2 separate regions of the Mus musculus genome follow, and region 2 is linked to region 1. The links are chromatin loops, found by intact Hi-C in ENCODE. Cell type or tissue: left cerebral cortex. All regions are shown on one strand.

Evidence for each region. A loop is a pair of places that touch in the nucleus more often than their neighbours do. Peaks named below come from ENCODE experiments on the same cell type or tissue, not always from the same donor. Only the 100,000 strongest peaks of a DNase experiment are listed, where the experiment ranks them.
Region 2: it touches region 1 in a loop (7-fold over the local background); 16 of 42 quality-filtered maps call a loop at or near these places.

Annotation. Positions count from the first base shown.
Region 1 is chr11:103,321,984-103,329,983 of GRCm38, reverse strand. No RefSeq gene overlaps it. Among named protein-coding and RNA genes, the nearest start is that of Arhgap27os3, 19 kb to the left of the region's middle. In left cerebral cortex, CTCF peaks have their summits at 2,621, 2,825 (motif pointing right), 3,741 (motif pointing right) and 4,571 (motif pointing right); DNase peaks (open chromatin) are centred at 2,835 and 4,578.
Region 2 is chr11:103,099,281-103,107,280 of GRCm38, reverse strand. It overlaps Plcd3 (phospholipase C, delta 3), which reads left to right and starts at 5,623. Exons shown (of 15, transcript NM_152813.3): 1 at 5,623-5,901. The coding sequence starts at 5,751. Acbd4 (acyl-Coenzyme A binding domain containing 4) reads right to left here and starts at 5,593. Exons shown (of 11, transcript NM_025988.2): 1 at 5,493-5,593; 2 at 4,185-4,599; 3 at 3,637-3,755; 4 at 3,261-3,381; 5 at 3,175-3,188; 6 at 3,109-3,173; 7 at 2,728-2,848; 8 at 2,392-2,478; 9 at 1,803-2,036; 10 at 1,047-1,186. The coding sequence starts at 3,718. In left cerebral cortex, a CTCF peak has its summit at 4,431 (motif pointing left); DNase peaks (open chromatin) are centred at 3,622, 4,386, 5,060 and 5,558; H3K4me3 peaks cover 3,143 bases; H3K27ac peaks cover 2,526 bases.

The DNA of each region.
Region 1 (8,000 bases):
CTATTGAGCACCCAAGTTGCCTGACAGTTGGCACAAATCAGGGCAAAGCACCTCGTTTTCAGCCCTGGGCATGTCCCACAGAGCTTGGAAAAGAGCTGTGGGTCGCTACCTCTACCTCCACCCACAGGGAAGCTTCAGTCATGGAGGAAGCTACTGTCCCCACAGTGTCCACTACACCTACCTGACCCCACGGAAAGATGTTCCAGTCACTGTCACACTAGGAAACCCTCCGCCACACACTTCCCTAAAACCAGATCCACTCTCCCACTCTCAGAGCCAGACATTAAAATTATATTTATTATTTATATATTGTGTATGTGTGTTGAAGAAGCGTGCATGTTAGGAGGTCAAAGTTCAACTTGCAAAAGCTGGTCCTTTCCTTCACCATATGGGTAGCTGATGGCAAGCACCTACATGTACAGCTAGACTTTGAAAGATGTCGTGTTCGCCATTCCATCCACTGTTCTCAGCCCCTGGATGCCACAGACCACAGAATCTCTGGTGGACGACACTTTGAGTCTCCAGCTTCACTGGCTTCCTGGGACAAGCAGCCTCTCCTGGAAACATCTCTCCCTCAGCCCCTTCATGTTCCTTCCACCTCTGGCCAAGCATGGGAAGAAGGAATTCTCAGGCCAGATCCTGCTCCCTGTCCTTGCTCCCGGTATGACACCAGCCACAGCATCAATGATGTCTACCCTTTGACAGACCTCAGCCTGACATTGGATCCTTGATTTTCTCCCCCAAACAAGTTCCTCCAGGGTTTGCCTATCCCAGGACATGGCTCTGTCATCCCCCAGATGGACAAGCTAAAACCTTGGAATATGGCAGGCTCACTCTGGTCCATGTCCTAAACCTTAGCAACTCTCTCTCCCACCAACCTGGCTCAGGGAGCTAAGGTCAGCCTGGAGTCCCACTCAGCACTTCCCTATCCCCTGTCCTCAGCCTCCCCCCCTCAGCATCCCCCCCCCCCCCCCCCGCCAGCCTCAGTTTAAAACCCAGCCCTGGTTAGCTTACTGTCCGGTGAGGTAGCTCAGTGGGTAAAGGTGTCTACTGCCAAGTCTCTCAACCTGAGTGCAGAAGGAGGGAACCGAGTCCCGAGAGTTGACCTCTGACCTCTGACCACCACGTGTTTGTTGTGACATATGTGTCCCCTCCCCAAAATAATATCATTCCTTTTATCTTAAATGCATTTGGAATAAGACCCCAAGCTTGGGTGTAGCCCACCGGGCTCAACCCTTGCCCCTCCTCAGCCACCTCCTCAGCCCTCAGCACTGGAGCCAAACTGCCTGACTCGAACCCAGAGTGATCTCTTCTGCACCCCAGTGTATTCATCAGGAGAATGGGGGTACAATAGCAATACCTTCTCTACGGTGGTGTGGAGAGTGTATGAATTGATAGTTCCAAATTCCTAATAACACTTTTGGCTAGAGCACACACCAACTTGCAAGGCCCGCACCTCACACACTGTCTTGGTTTCTGAGCTATGACTACAACAGCCTCCCATCAATTTCCCAAATGTCCTGTGCTCCTTCCTGCCCCAGGACCCTTGTATGGGCTGTGTTCTTTCCCACTTTTTCCTTTGCTTAGTCAGCTGTCTTTCAGTGTTGTTCTGAAGTCACCATTTCTCACCTGTGCCACCTTCCCCTGTATACACTATTAGAGACCTGCATGTATCTCTTGTCTTCATTGACCACTTTACAGCTGGATATCATGATGAGTTATTAACCCCGAAAGCGTCCAGAGGGAGAAGGTTTTGTTGTGTCCTCATTACCTATCATAGAGACTGACATAATGGGAGTTCAATAAATACTTGTTCATGGGTGAGAGAGATAACTCAGTGGGTAAAGAACTGTGACAACAACCTTGAAGAGCCAAGTTTGATCCCTGGAATCACATGGTAGAATAGAGAGAACTGGCTCCCCGAAGTTTTTCTCTGCATATTTATGTGAACATGGATGCGAGTGCACGCACATGCACACACACACACACACACACACACTGTAAATAAATGTAATATTCATTCACAACTGAAAATATCAAAAGGCAAGTATCCGGAGACCACATTCCAACCCTGCCCTTTTTTTAAAAAAAAAATATTTTTATTCTATTTTTTGCATGGATGTTAGTGGAGGCTAGAAGAGGGTGTCAGAGCCCCTGGAACTGGAGTTACAGGTGCTTGCAAGGCACTAATGTCAATGCTGGGAACCAAACTCAGGTCCTCTGGAAGGGCAGGGAGCACTTGTAACTGCTGAGCCATCTCTCCAGCTTCCCCCCTCCTCCCTGACATTTCTTATTGAGTGATCTTAGCAGGTAGCTTGCACCAGGCCACTCATCTATAAACTGAGACATCTACATCTGCCTCAGAAGCTGTCCACGATTGCACAGTGAGTCTTGTGCAGCTTTTCCAACCCTGAACCTAGTGCAGGTATGTTTGTGAAATCACATTAGTCTTCTAGGCTAGCCCCGGTCCTAGAGATTTACAGCCACAAGACCACCATGCTGGGCCTGTGAGTCCTTTGATCCCAGGGTCCTGCAGCCGTCTTTTCTGAAGACCTCAGAACAGCAGTGTCTCAGGAAAGCTACTTTTTATATGCTTTGAGGCAAGGGTGTTTGAGGTAGAGCGCCTTGCTAGACCAAAGCGGAATGAGTCTCATTATATTGACAAGAGGGCAGGAAGGGAGCCTGCCTTCCTGGGCCTTTCAAGCCTGGGTGTTCTCCTGCTAGAGGCCTTAGAAAAAGACCTTTGATATGAGATTCCTTTTACTAAAAAGGGGTGGAGGTGGGGTGCCCACCAACAGAACACGCTCCATCCTGCAGTACTCACATGCACCACTAGGTGGCAATCATCAGAAAGACTCTGCGGCCAGTCTTCCTGTATTGTGTTGTATAGCGTTGAGACAGAGTCACAACGCAGTCAGACAGGCCTCCATCTTGCTATAGAGCCAAAGATAACCTTGAGTTTCCCATCCTCCTGCTTCTATATCCCAAGTTCTGGAATAGCAACACACCAAGATCCTTTCTTCTCCTTCCCTTTTTCCACCTCCTCGTCCTCTGTCTGTAAGTCTGTGTGTGTGTGTGTGTCCCGTGTGTGCATGTATCTGCTAAGGCCAGAAGAGAGTATCTGATCCCCTGGTGTTGAAGTCTCAGGCCACTGTTAGCATCCAGGGCCCACCATGGCCTCCTACATAACTGCTATGCACATCAGTCCTGAGAGACGCCAGTCTTAATGAGCCCTACTATGCTATGGGACTGCCTACTCCTCTGGCCTTTGCACACTCCTTACTGTGTGTCTTTATGTAGAATTCTGTATTTTGTCACAGGCACAAAGTGTCCCAGCCACCACCACAATCAAAACAGAATGGTTCTATTGTTTCAAAAACCCCCATATCTGCCAGACATGGTGGTGCATGCCTTTAACCCCAGCTCTTGGGAGGCAGAAGCAGGTGAGTCTCTGCGAGCTTGAGGCCAGCCTGGTCTATATAGTGAGTTCTAGGCAAGTCAGAGCTACAGAGTAAGACCCTGTCCAAAACAAAAACAAAAACAACATTCTTGGGAGACAGCTTACCCAAAGAACACCTGCTCAGAACGTGAGAGGCTCTAGGCAACCTCTACTACCAAAACTGGGGAAGCAGGAATGGGATGGAATTTCTATTTTATGTTATTTTTATTTATTTTTTCAAAAGGTTTTATTTATTCATTTAATGTATGTGAGTGCTCTATCTGCATGTACACCTATGTGCCAGAAGAGGGCATCAGATCACATTACAGATGGTTGTGAACCACTATGTGGTTGCTGGGAATTGAACTCAAGACCTCTGGAAGAGCAGCCAGTGCTCTTAATCGCTGAGCCACCTCTCCAGCCCTAACTTATTATTTTAAGTTCATGAGTACTTTTGCCTGTGTGTAGGTATTTGACTGGTGGCCACCTGTGCCAGAAGAAGACATTCAGATACCCCGAAACTGCAGTTACAGACAATTGTGAGCTGCTGTGAGGATGATGGGACTTGAACCAGGGTCCTATGCAAGAGCAACAAATGTTTCTATCCTCATCAGCCCCCCTCCAGGGGTTCCTCTATCTTCACATCTCCCTGTCTCTTCCCCAATTGACAACCTGGTCTTTCTCCATTTCTCATTTCTTCCTTTGAAACGGTTTTGTAGATGAACTCATACAGCGTGTAGCCTCTGGAGACTGGGCTCTCTGCACTGGGCACAAGGGGCTTCAGACCCAAAAGAACCAGTGATGAGGCTTGTGGTTCCGAGGACTGCCTCTGATAGGTTTTTGAAAAGTCACTCCTAGCTTGAGGTAAAGGATAAAGGGAGGTGAACCAATTTGGAAACCTCCAGAGTTCCGAAGAATAACCAATCCTCCACTCTGGCAGGTCAGTATTCCACCCTCCCCAACCCCACCCCAACGCTCCCTACCTCTACCCATGCCCTGCCCCCACCCCACTTCCACCCCCACCCCTCAGCCCCTACAGCCTGGAAACCCGCCTTGCTTCTCACAAAGGTGCTCACCTTCCCGTAGCATCCTCAGCGAGTGACAGGGATGCTTGGAGCAGAGCTGCCAGCAGGGGGCACGAGAGCCCTTTTTCCTGAGAGGTAATCCCACAGACACACCCAGAGCGAGAGGGGACACTTTGGGACTTTGTATGAGCCAAGCGAACCCAAGTGTCTTCTCCAGTATGTCCTAGCCCACAGGTTTCCGTGTGACTTTAAGCTCTAAGGCTGGGGTAAAGCAAAGGACACATACCCTTAGAAGAGACAAAACTTGGAAAGGAGATGGGGGGGGGAGCTCCCCCAGTCAGAGGTCATTGTTGTTGAGGATGTCTGAGTACCTCCCCCCACCCATGCTACCTCACATTTCCAGGTCTCCCAAGTCCGCGGTGGCGCTGGGTATCAATTTCTCACCCCACTCACGGCCCCTTCTTCTCTAGAGACCCCTTCACACTCCAAGCGTTCTCTAACACGCTCTCCAAGCATGCATCTGGCCTGGGCGAAGGACCTTAACGAGCCTTTGCTGTGTGCTGGCACCAGATGACACTGAAAACCTGGAAGGAAGCCCTGCCAGACTGAAGCGGACGGGCTTTGTCATGATGCAGCTGTCTGAGGCGCCTGTGCTCCTGAAGAGCAACCCCAACAATCACCGTCTCCACGAACAAGACTCAGACATGGGGGCAATAATTTCTGGTCCATTGTTGGTGCCTTATGCAGGGTAAGTAAACAGGTGTTTACACCTCCCAGGGAAAAGCTGCCCAACTGCCCGCTGCCTCCTGTTTGCTTGAGAAGCTTTTGCCCTTCCCAGGCTGTCTTTTCCATAAACCCAAGAGTCCATCAAGAATAGGAGTTTTTGTCTGTCTGACTGGCTGACTGCTGCTCCTTGTCACCTACACATGAACACTGAACGATGACTGTCCCAGCATCTCCCTTCCCTCGGCACGCTACTCCTTCCAGCCTTCTCTCTCCTCAGTCTTCTAGCTGTGAGCTCCCAGAAGGTTCTCTGCCCCACTTTACATCAACCAACCAACCTGTCTCACAGTCTGTCTCCACACCGTCAGCCGAACAACGTTCCTCAGGTGTCCATCACATTCTGTCAACCCTCCTAAAGACCCTCTCCACATTCAGTGCTCAGATGCTGACTGGGCGGTGTGTGAGGCTCACAAGGAGGACGGCACCAGCTGGCACAAGTACAAGAGGTGCCCAGGTCCTATCCAGAGTGACGAGGGCACAGAAGCGTAACAGTGAGCATGCGTGCTGCCGTCTAGACGCTGTTTCTTTTTTAACTCTGTGAGATGTTCCTGGTACATCCAGAGAAAGTTCCCAGAGGTCCTGAGTGCTCACCTCTTTATTCCTTTCTGAAACTTATTTTTACTACTGTTTGGGGTGTGTTTATGTGTGCATGTGTGTAGGTGTGTGTGTGAGTATCTGTGTGTGCACATGTGCATACACTCACACGTAAAGACCTGAAGTCAATGGACTTCATGTTGGCTGTCTCCTTCAACCTCTCTACACTCCACTCACTGAGCATTCAGTGACATTCACAGCCAGCATGCACAGCCTGCTAGCCAGCTTGTCCCGGCAACTCCCTGTTTCTGCCTCCCCAGTGCTAGGATTACCGTTCCCACCACACCTGCCTGGTTTAATATGGGTCCTGGGGATTCAAACTCTGTCTTCACACCTTCAGGGCAAGGACGATGAGCCACCTCCTCAGCCCCTTTTACACTTACTGCAGTCTCTTGTAAATGTGGACCGAGGGACGCTGGCCAGAGCTGGCCACGAGCAAGATAGCTAGCTAGAAAGTAGAGATTACATATTCTGTTTGTATTCTATTTATTTTAAAGCACCTGAGACATATGATACAGGGTTTCTAGTAATAACGTCCCCAGAAAGTATATTCACTGGGGAGATCCTATCATGTGTAAATCATATCCATCAAAAGATTAATAACTGGAATATGTAATGAATTCCGCAGGAACAATCAATGAGCAAGGCATGCTGCCATCTGGACGCTGTTTCTTTTTTAACTCTGTGAGACGTTCTTGTTACATCCAGAGAAAGTCCCCAGAGGCCCAGAGCGCTTGCTTCTTTATTCCTTTCTAAAATTTACTTTTACTACTTTTTTTGGTATGTATATGTCTGTGTGTGTGCGCGCGCACGCACACATATAGGAAAAAAAAACCTGTAGGAAAAAAATCAATAGAAAAGGTTGAAGATCATGTAGAAAAACTGTGGGACTGTGAAAGGCAGCCTGTTTTCTGGGCTGAGCTAGGTTTAAACCCCAGAGACCCAGCAGATTAATCTGCAAGGGACGAAAGGTCCTTTTGCCATGCTCCCAGACATGGGTTCCTGATATGAGGCCCCAGCTCCATAATTCTGTGGCCATCAGTCACGTAAGCTGTCTGGACTCCACCCCCACAGTTATGCTCCTCCCCACAGTTACCTGGCAACAGCAAGGTAGCCCAGCCCACTATAAGAAGAGCTGGTTGGTCTCTCCTCTCTCTTGTTCTCTTACTCACCTCTCACTCTCCTCCCCTCCCTTCTCCTCTCTCTCCACGTGGTCATGGCCAGCCTCTACTTTTCGACCTCCTCTCCCTCTCCCTCTCCCTCTCCCTCTCCCTCTCCCTCTCCCTCTCCCTCTCCCTCTCCCTCTCCCTCTCCCTCTCCCTCTCCCTCTCCCTCTCCCTCTCCCCCACTCTCTCTCTTTTCTACAATAAAGCTCTAAAACCATGGACTGCCTCCTTTCATTTAGACTCACCATGCTGGAGCGATGGACAGGCCTTCCCCTAAAGAGCTGCGTCTAATCTCCTGCAGGAAGGCCTCCCAGCGTTTCCAGCCACCAGACCAGACCAAAGACTATCACCTGAGCAAGAACCACCCAGCGCCTTCCCCCAACCCCCCTTTTCCCTTTTGGCTCAGGGCTACTGCCACCTCAGGGCCCCCACCCCTTTTCAGCTCTTCCATGATGTCCAGCAACATCCTGAGATGCCCAAGAGTTAGAACCTATCGTCCTTGGACTCTGTGAAACTCAGGAGCCCCAGAGCTGGACTGGGGTCCCATGGCTTCCCACAGCCAGATGCCCACCCGGCAGTATGGAGAGCTCGAGGGCATCTGCCCGCCCAGTCTCTCCGAGCTCTGGTGGGATGTGGGTCTCTCCCACCCCCTTTATTTCCCCACAGCCAGAGCCTGACAAAAAACTGGCAAACAACTCAATGCTTCCCACAAGAAGATATGTAAGAAGCTAATAAGCATGACCTCATTAGGCATCAGTGAAATACAAATTTCATGCACATGGTCTCAGTGTGTGCTCACCTGAGCTGGGATGAAAGACTTGGTCTCAAATGCTGGCAGGGGTGTGGGTTGACTGGAACTCCACTGTCTGTGAGCAAGGAGTGTGTGTGTGTGTATGGTATATGTATGTGCATGTCTGTATATCTGTGTGTATGTCTGTCTGTATGTGTGTATATGTCTGTGTCTGTGTGTATGTCTGTAGGCGAATGTATGTG
Region 2 (8,000 bases), 220 kb after region 1:
TGATTAGGAATCCCTAGTATTGGGGTGGAGGTGGGGGTAGGGAATCCTTTGCATTTCAAGTGGGTAAAAGGTAAAGGGGGGGGGGATCGTTGAAGAATGCTCTGAGGGGAAAGGTGGCAGTGTTGAAATCCTTGTCACCAGGGCTCAGATCCACCATACCCAGTGGGTTAAAGAGTCACACCAGGGATCCCCAAGTAGAGCAGCTAGGCCCATTCCTGGTATAACCACACCAGGCTTCTCTCTAGGGTGGGCACCAGCTGACTTGGGGCCACCTGTGCTCCATCCCTTGCTGTTTAGCCGTCATAGAGATAGCAAGAGAGCCCATTTGAGGAGACCACTGGGTACTGGGCACCATGAAAGCAGTTCAGGAAAGGTCTTCCATGTTATGTGCCCTCTGGTAAGCTAACTTCTCACACCTCTGTTTCCCCTTCTGTGAGAGGGAAATAAAGCCAGGTGTGGTGGTGGACACCTATAATCCCAGCGCTTGGGAGGCTGGGGCTAGAAGATTATACATTTTAAGCCTTTGTCTTGCCACAAGCAAATAGACAAAAGCCAAGCCTGTAGGCCACACGGGGGTGGGGGGAGGAGAAAAGGAATGAAGGGAGGTGGAAGGGGTGGGGTGGGTGGGAGAGAATATCAGCAAATTAGTAGCAAGCCAGTAGGCGGCCAGGCAGAGAGGGATTGGTCCTCCACTCCTAGCATGCCCTTCCCACACTCCCTCAGGGCGTAAACACTCCCACTGGGTGGCTTTAACCCCACCCAGCACTTTTCGGGCAGAGGCAGAAGGATCTCTGAGTTCAAAGCCAACCTGGTCTACAAAGGGAGCTCCAGGCCAGCCAAGGCTACACAGAGAAACCCTGTCTTGGAAAAAAAAAACTAATTAATTAATTACAGTAATTAATTAATTAAAATAGAGGTCTCACTATTCTCTGCACAAAGCAGTGGACAGTTGGGAGTCACGGGGCCCAAGCCAGAAGCAGCTGGCTGAGGAACCAAGAGTAGACTTCTGAGGTAATCTCCACTCTTGACATGAAGGAAGGACTCACCTGCTTGAGTGGCTGGGGCTTGCTCTCCAGGCTCTGTAGCCTCCTGTGAACGTCCTTCATGCTTTCCTGCATGGCCCGGACTGTCCCCACCAGCCATGTGTCCAACTCCTGTGGGCCTATCAGGCCGCCTCCCAACCCCTCTGTGGAGCACAGAAACACAGGGAAAGGACTCAGGAGTCAAGATGCACGATCTGGGGCAGCTCCAGCGAGGGTAAAAATGCCCTTTTCCCACCCCGCACTGGGACCTTGAGCAGGCCTGGCACAGGACAGTAAGCAGGCATTGGAGTGTGGCCACTGGGTGTGTGGCTGTGTGACTCTGGGCAAACCATTCATCTCTCTGGCCTTGTCTTAGCTCCTAAAGATGGTGTCTTCCTCACACCCTATCTGCTCAGAGGAACTACTTAGGAAAGGTACCCCTTTGGAGATTTAGCACACAATAAGTTCTAGACAAGCACAAGGCAAACAGAGCTAGCTCACTGTCTTCCCCTGAGAATTCCAAATGGCAGGCAGAGAGAAAGAGCAACTTCCCAGTGCCATATACCCGTCTACAAGTCGCCTGGCTTCGCTGAGGGTGCAGAGGCCAGCGATCTCAGGAAGTGCCAGCACTGGAATTTTGCTCCAGGCAGGCATTTGGCTGCTGGGTAGCCCTCCCGGGCTGCTCTCCAGCGGCCCCATTCGACTTTAACCTTTGTCCTGACTGGGAGCCCAGGGAAAGCCTAGGGTCCTAAGAACGAGGTCAGGGTAGGAAGCTCTCACCCTTCTCCCCAGTGGACTCGGGGCTGCTCCTGGTGGTCAGCTCTCTGCCAGCTGCTTCCTTCTGCTCTGCCCAAACCTGCTGAGCTGAGGAGTCCCAGATCCCAGGGGGGAGGTGGCACAACTCGGGCTCAGCAGCAACGGGGGACAAGACAGGCAGTCTCACCAACTCTGGCTCTAGCTGTTCCACGGAGTCACAGAAAACCTCCAGGTCCAGGTCTCTGGGTGGCCGGGACTCTGGAAGAGAGAAAAGGAAAGGAAGGCTTGTAGGAAGGACAGCTGCACTTGGGGCTGGCGGGGCAGGGGGGGGGGCACTCCCTGCCTTTGGGAGGAGGGGGGAGAGTGGGCCACCGAGTACCAAGTCCTTCCTCAGGAGACCCAGAGTTCTTCCATAGCAGGTACGATGGGACCAAGATATGAGACCCTGCAGAGAGTCTCAGAGCTTCCCCTTGGCCTCTGAGAGCACAGGAAGTCTCAGTGTCCCTGGGCATGCGATACGAAGGGGACAGCATGGCATCCAGCTTCTCCTCCCCTGCAAGTGTCCCTTCCCAGTCTAGGTATGGTCCTGTATCCCTCCCGCTCAGCAGCAAACCTGGACTTGGAGGCACTGGCTCCTTGGGGACACAAGAAGGCTCTGGAGCCGCCTGATCCTCTCTCTGCACCAACGGCTCCTTCCAACCTGTCAAGACACAGCACTCAGACTCAAAGGTGGGGCAGGGAAGAAGCTGGCATCTTCCAGTGAGAGAAAGTCCCTTGTCCCCATTAGTCATGCATACTGGCTGATAACAGGGGCACCGACTCAGGTCCGCACAGAAACCACACCTACAGCTCTTGGTTCCTGCTGCCCTACAGCTGACAACCACCCAACAGCCTAGACCCGAGACAGTTCACTCTATTGTTATCAGGGCTCCCATTCTGGAGATCTGACCTGTGGCCCTTCTCAAGAAGGTTTCTGGGGGCCTCGGCATGTCAGGGATCACCTGGTACAGGGGCTCGAAATAACCAAACATATCCTCTGCCACCTCGCCCAGGGGCACTGTGTCGATCACCTGTGCAGGAAGGGGTTCTAATGGAGCAAGCTGGTCCCGCCCGTTACCACCCACAAACCCCCTCTCCAGCTTTGCCCCGAACTACCTCCTTTCCATACACTTCCACCTCGTATCAGTCAGGATCAAACAGAATTGGGGGTTAAGGGCAACAGAAAAGGGATTTCCAAAAAAAAATCAATGGATAGAAAACATGGAAGCACATCCCTGGAAGACTGAGGGGCAAGCCACCCTTAGGGACAGAGCACCACAGCCCTCACTACCTTCTGTGCCACCAGCTTCATCTCAGAGATGTAGGCAGACATGGCTTCCTCCCTGCTCATCTTGCCTGTTCCAGGCATCCCTAGGAGGCAGAGGTCCATGAGAAGTCTGGGTGACAGATGAGGCATTTGTACCCTGCAGGAGGGGAGCTCACCACTTGTAACGTCCAATGGGGTCCCAGAACCCAGGCCGGGGGACCAGGCAGGGCCCCATGGTAGCCTGCTTGTAGTAGCTGTAGAATCGCAGCATCTCTTCATAGGAGGGGCGGTAAGAGCCTGAGCAGAGGGTTGGGAAGGGGAGGGTACCTCATCAGCCCCAGGTCCAAAAGGGAGGAGGCTGCACCTTGGAAGGGCAAAGGTGGCCCCGGATTTCACTCATAGCATCTAAGACAGGAAGCAGAGGGGACCCCACCACAGCCTAGGGAGGAACTTGTTTGTCAACATTTGCAGGGTACAGGCCCAGTTTCATCTCATCTCGGGGTCGGAGCCCAACCATCGTGAACCCTAAAATGCTGATCTGTACAGGCTCACCATTCTTAGGCAGGTTCTGAATGACGCTGACTGCTGCCTGGAACTGTTTTTGACAGTCGGGCTCTTCCTTCTCGGTACCCATGCTGCTTCGAGCTCTGGAGCCCTACTTTGAAGCGACTCTGCAAGAGTGAGTGTCAATGTGACCAGGCTTCATGGTCCACGGTGGCATCCTAAGTAAGCCACCGGACCGGTTCCCAGAGGGGCAAACTTAGTCCTAAGAACGGATCGCTATCCCAGGAGGCCAGAAGTTGAGCTGAGAAGGCTCCTTCTCCTACCTCAAGGCAGCGCCAATGAGGCCAGGGTGGCGAGGACCACCAACTTGGCCATGAGTGGGAGGGGAGGCAGGTGGCAAGGGTCTCAGAGCCACGTACGTCCCCGGATGCACCTCTCTAGACACCCATTTCCAATTCCTGAACAGGCGAATCAGCGAACGAGGAGGAGTCAGGATGGGACGAACAGCCTTCAACCCTGGCTCCCCGCGCCCCAGCCTCTCACTCACCCCTAGGCGCCCACTGCCAGGACACCAGGGTCCTCTTCTCATCACTCACCAGAGGCTTCCGATTGACCTCTTGTTCCAGAGGGGCAGGGATAGGGCGGGATACAGAGCTAGGAGAAAAGCCAACCAGAGGCACCGTTTCGTATTGGTCTTTTATACCCTAACCAGTAAGGAAGGCTCTTTCAAGATTATGCAAATAATGCTATCCTGCCTCGCCCAGCCAGGCGGGGCTAATTTATGGGTGGCACTCCGCACCGCGCGACAGCCCGAGGCGGGCTGCAGCGCCTCCCGGTGGACACACTGATGGTCGCAGAGTCCTCGCGCCCCCTGGTGGAAACCCACGGGAGTGGGTTGATTGATGCGGGCTCCGCCTGTCCGAGGCACCTCGACTCAGCTCTTGGAACACGTCTACGCTGGCAATAGAGGAGAGTCCTGGAGCCCGGCGTTCCGCAGAAAGGACACTGGAGCTGAGTTTTGGAAAAAGTAAGAGTGAACCAGAAAAATAACAACAAAAAAAAGGAACACTCCTGGAAGGAATCAAGAGATCAAGCAGAGGCGAAGGTTTGACAAATAGTAAGCAAATTTAAGATCGCAGTGGTGATGGGGACTTAAGCTAGTATGAAGAATTGTCGGGACTTGGATAAATGAGGAAAGAATACAGCGGGACAAGTAGATGGAGATTCTAGGACCCGAAACTCGCTACTTTTAGCGTGGGAAGCCTGGCTGTAGGTCGCGTCCAAGTGACAATATTCGACCAGCTCGCTGCCCCTATCCAAAGCTCGTGCTTGAAAGCCACATGCACACTCCACCCTTTCGCATTCACAAGGGTACGTCTAACACTACACCGGCACCCGTACAAGGAGGTTTTCCTTGGCTGACGTCATCAACACCTTGGCAGAGTGTTGTGCAGATCCCTTGACCAAGGATGGAGTGTCGCTCTGGGGTACCAAGCTTCTGGAACTCTAAACTTAGTCTCATCTTAGTCTTCAGATCGGTTGGCCGCAAGGCATCCACCTTTGAGGACTGGCTATTGGCCCCGAGCCCGGAGATTAATTCATGACGTCACTGCCCGAGCCTCTCGTCCCCATTCCTGCGCAGCTCTGCTTCAGAATTCTATGGGTTTCCTCCGTACTAGGACCCTGTGGCCCGGGACGATCTCCTATAGATCTGTCCCTTGTCTGGCTCCCTAAGGGACCCGGCTAAGGTGGATGGACTAGGGTCCTGAGTTCCCAGAAAAAATGTGTCTGCGCCGGAGGACAAACCTATCCCTCCGGGAAATTCAATTCCCTTCAACAGGGACTCTGGCCAATGGTAGAAAGGAGATCCGGGGACCTCTAAGGAAATGGAAAGACCGACTCACTAGTAGGGGCGAACGCGTAGACACCAGGGCGCGCAGCTCCAGGCCTGGGGTCCCGCAGGCGCCTCGCACCGCCTAAGTTCGGCCTCGCTCCGCCCACCTCCACCTCGTCCCTCCCTCTCTCCCTCCTCCCGAGGTCTCCTCCTCCTGACTCCTAGGGCGCCGCTAAGTTTCTTAGCTCCGGACCGCGCCGCGGGCTGTGTTCCCGTTGCCCGGTTCTCACGCACAGATCCCGGGCCTGGCCCTGGGCCCTTCGAGACCATGCTGTGCGGTGGCTGGAAAAGGAGTCGCCGCTCGCCGGAGGAATCCCGGGTGTCCGCCCAGGTCGCAGCGCCCCTCGCGTTCCCGCCCTCGCCCGCGTCGTCGGACAGCAGCACCAAAAGGCCTGGGCTACGGGCACTGAAGAAGATGGGTCAGTGACACACAAGGATGGGTCCGGGTGGGCGCGCACTGTCTCTAGGGACAACCTGGACGGAGCGGGGTGTACGGGCCACCTGGTTTGCCAGGGTGCTTGGAATTGGGGAGGATCTGACCAGGAGCACCAGCACTGTTCCAGTTGGGGTTCACACCTGGGGTCATCAGACTTCCAGGCTGTTTTAGAAGGCTTGGATGCCCCCGGTGCATTCTCACCGGGAGGCGCTCGCGGGGCCGTGCTGGGGTGAGAATTTGGGACTCGGGGCATGGATAGGGTTGCTGGAGAGTGAGGAGAATGGACTGAGAGATAAAGCTTGGAGTTAGGTTGGGGATGTAGCTCAATCGGTAGAGCTCTTAGCTCTGGGTTAGATCCCCAGTATCACAACGACTTACTGTTGTTAATCTCCCAGCACTGGCGAGGTGTCAGTAGGAGGATCAGGAGTTCAAGGTCATTCTCTGCTACAAAGTAAAGTGTGTGTGTGTGTGTGTGTGTGTGTGTGTATGAGTCTGGGGTCTATGAGACTCTGTTTCAAAAAAAAAAAAAAAAATACAATGCCAGGCAGTGGTGGCGCGCGCCTTTAATCCCAGCACTCGGGAGGCAGAGGCACGCGCACGCGGAGGTACGTACATTCATCTCCCAAGTGCTACTTGAGGTCTGTGGGCATCTTACAGCACCTGCTGTTCTTGATCCTGAGGGGCTGTTTACAGATGGCCTCTGCGAGATTCTAGACACCCAAGCCAGCCCTGTAACCCTCAGGTCTTCTCTGCCAGCAGTAACAAAGCCCTGGCAAGACCCGGGGCAATGGTGCGAAACAGTCCAGCTTCCTATTTCAGAGGTGAGAGGGAAGTCACTAGTCTTCAAGGAGCCCTCGAGTCGGCTCAATACCGCTGTGGTTTGCAGGTGTGGTGCTAAGCTCACCTTCCTGAGGTAGGTGTCCTGCACCCCATTTCACAGAGGAGGAAACTGACTCAGACATCAAAGAATCTAGTCGGGGCCACTCAGACTGTGTGCCATCCCAACCTACACGCTCAGAGTCTCGGCAAAATGGGACTCCCTGGGCTTGAACAAGGAGCATTTTATAAACTGTGAAGTGCAGGAAACTGAAGTGGTTTCTCAGGACTGTCAACCTGGTGACAGAACTCAGGGGTCCCAGATGCCAGCCTCCCCGGCTTCCCTCTCAGCTGTGCCCTCCTCTTCCTCATTCCACCAGAATGTATTGGATGTCCTCACCATGAGCATTGTGCCTGGGGCAGCTCTTCATCCTTCTCCGGTCCAGTCATTCAAGAAGTCAATATTTACCTACCATACAACAACAAACACAGCACACGCGGGCCTGTCCAAAGAGAGCTAAACAGCTCAGTACTGCTGTCAGAAGACGGACCTTGAGGGAAAGAGTCAGGGAGGGAGGAGCGGACTGTGATGCTGGGGAGGCAGAGAGGACCCCACTGAACCCCAGAGCTGGATGGAAGCTCATGTGAAGAGGAGAGAGGTAGACAGACACCTTAGAGTTTCTCTGAAGTTTGGGTGGTGCTAAGGGTCCCAGAAAATCCACTGGCTGAGTTAGAGGAGCAGATGGATAATAGGGTGGTCAAATAGGGCTGAAAGGAGGCAGGGAGTAGCTCGTGAAGAGGTGTTGGGGTTCAGGTGAGAGAGGCACAGAAGAGGAGGACGCACAGGCACGAGGAGGAGACAGGGTGGTGGCTGTCTAATATGAAGTCAGCCGTCTCTGGCTAGAGGTGGCACTAGTGGGGTTGGCTGTGTAAGATGATCTGCCACGGAGGCAGGACAGGGCTCTCGGGAGAAGCAGCCTGAGCCGTTGGCCCCTGGGGGTCGTGGATGCTGCTGGGGACAGAAAGGAAGCTTCCCACACCTGGGGCCATTTGCTGAGCCCCCGTCAGTGGCCACAGCACTAGGCCAGGGGCCGAGGCCACCAAGCAGGACAACTGAGGCTTGCCCTAGAGGTACACAGTGTAATAAGAAGAGACTTGTGGACACATAATTACGGGAGCGCCCAACTGAGTGTGTGTCAGCTGAGCGAGGCTGCACGGGAGCCCTGTGGAGCTCATCCTGAAACTATGGACTTACCAGCATGTCAT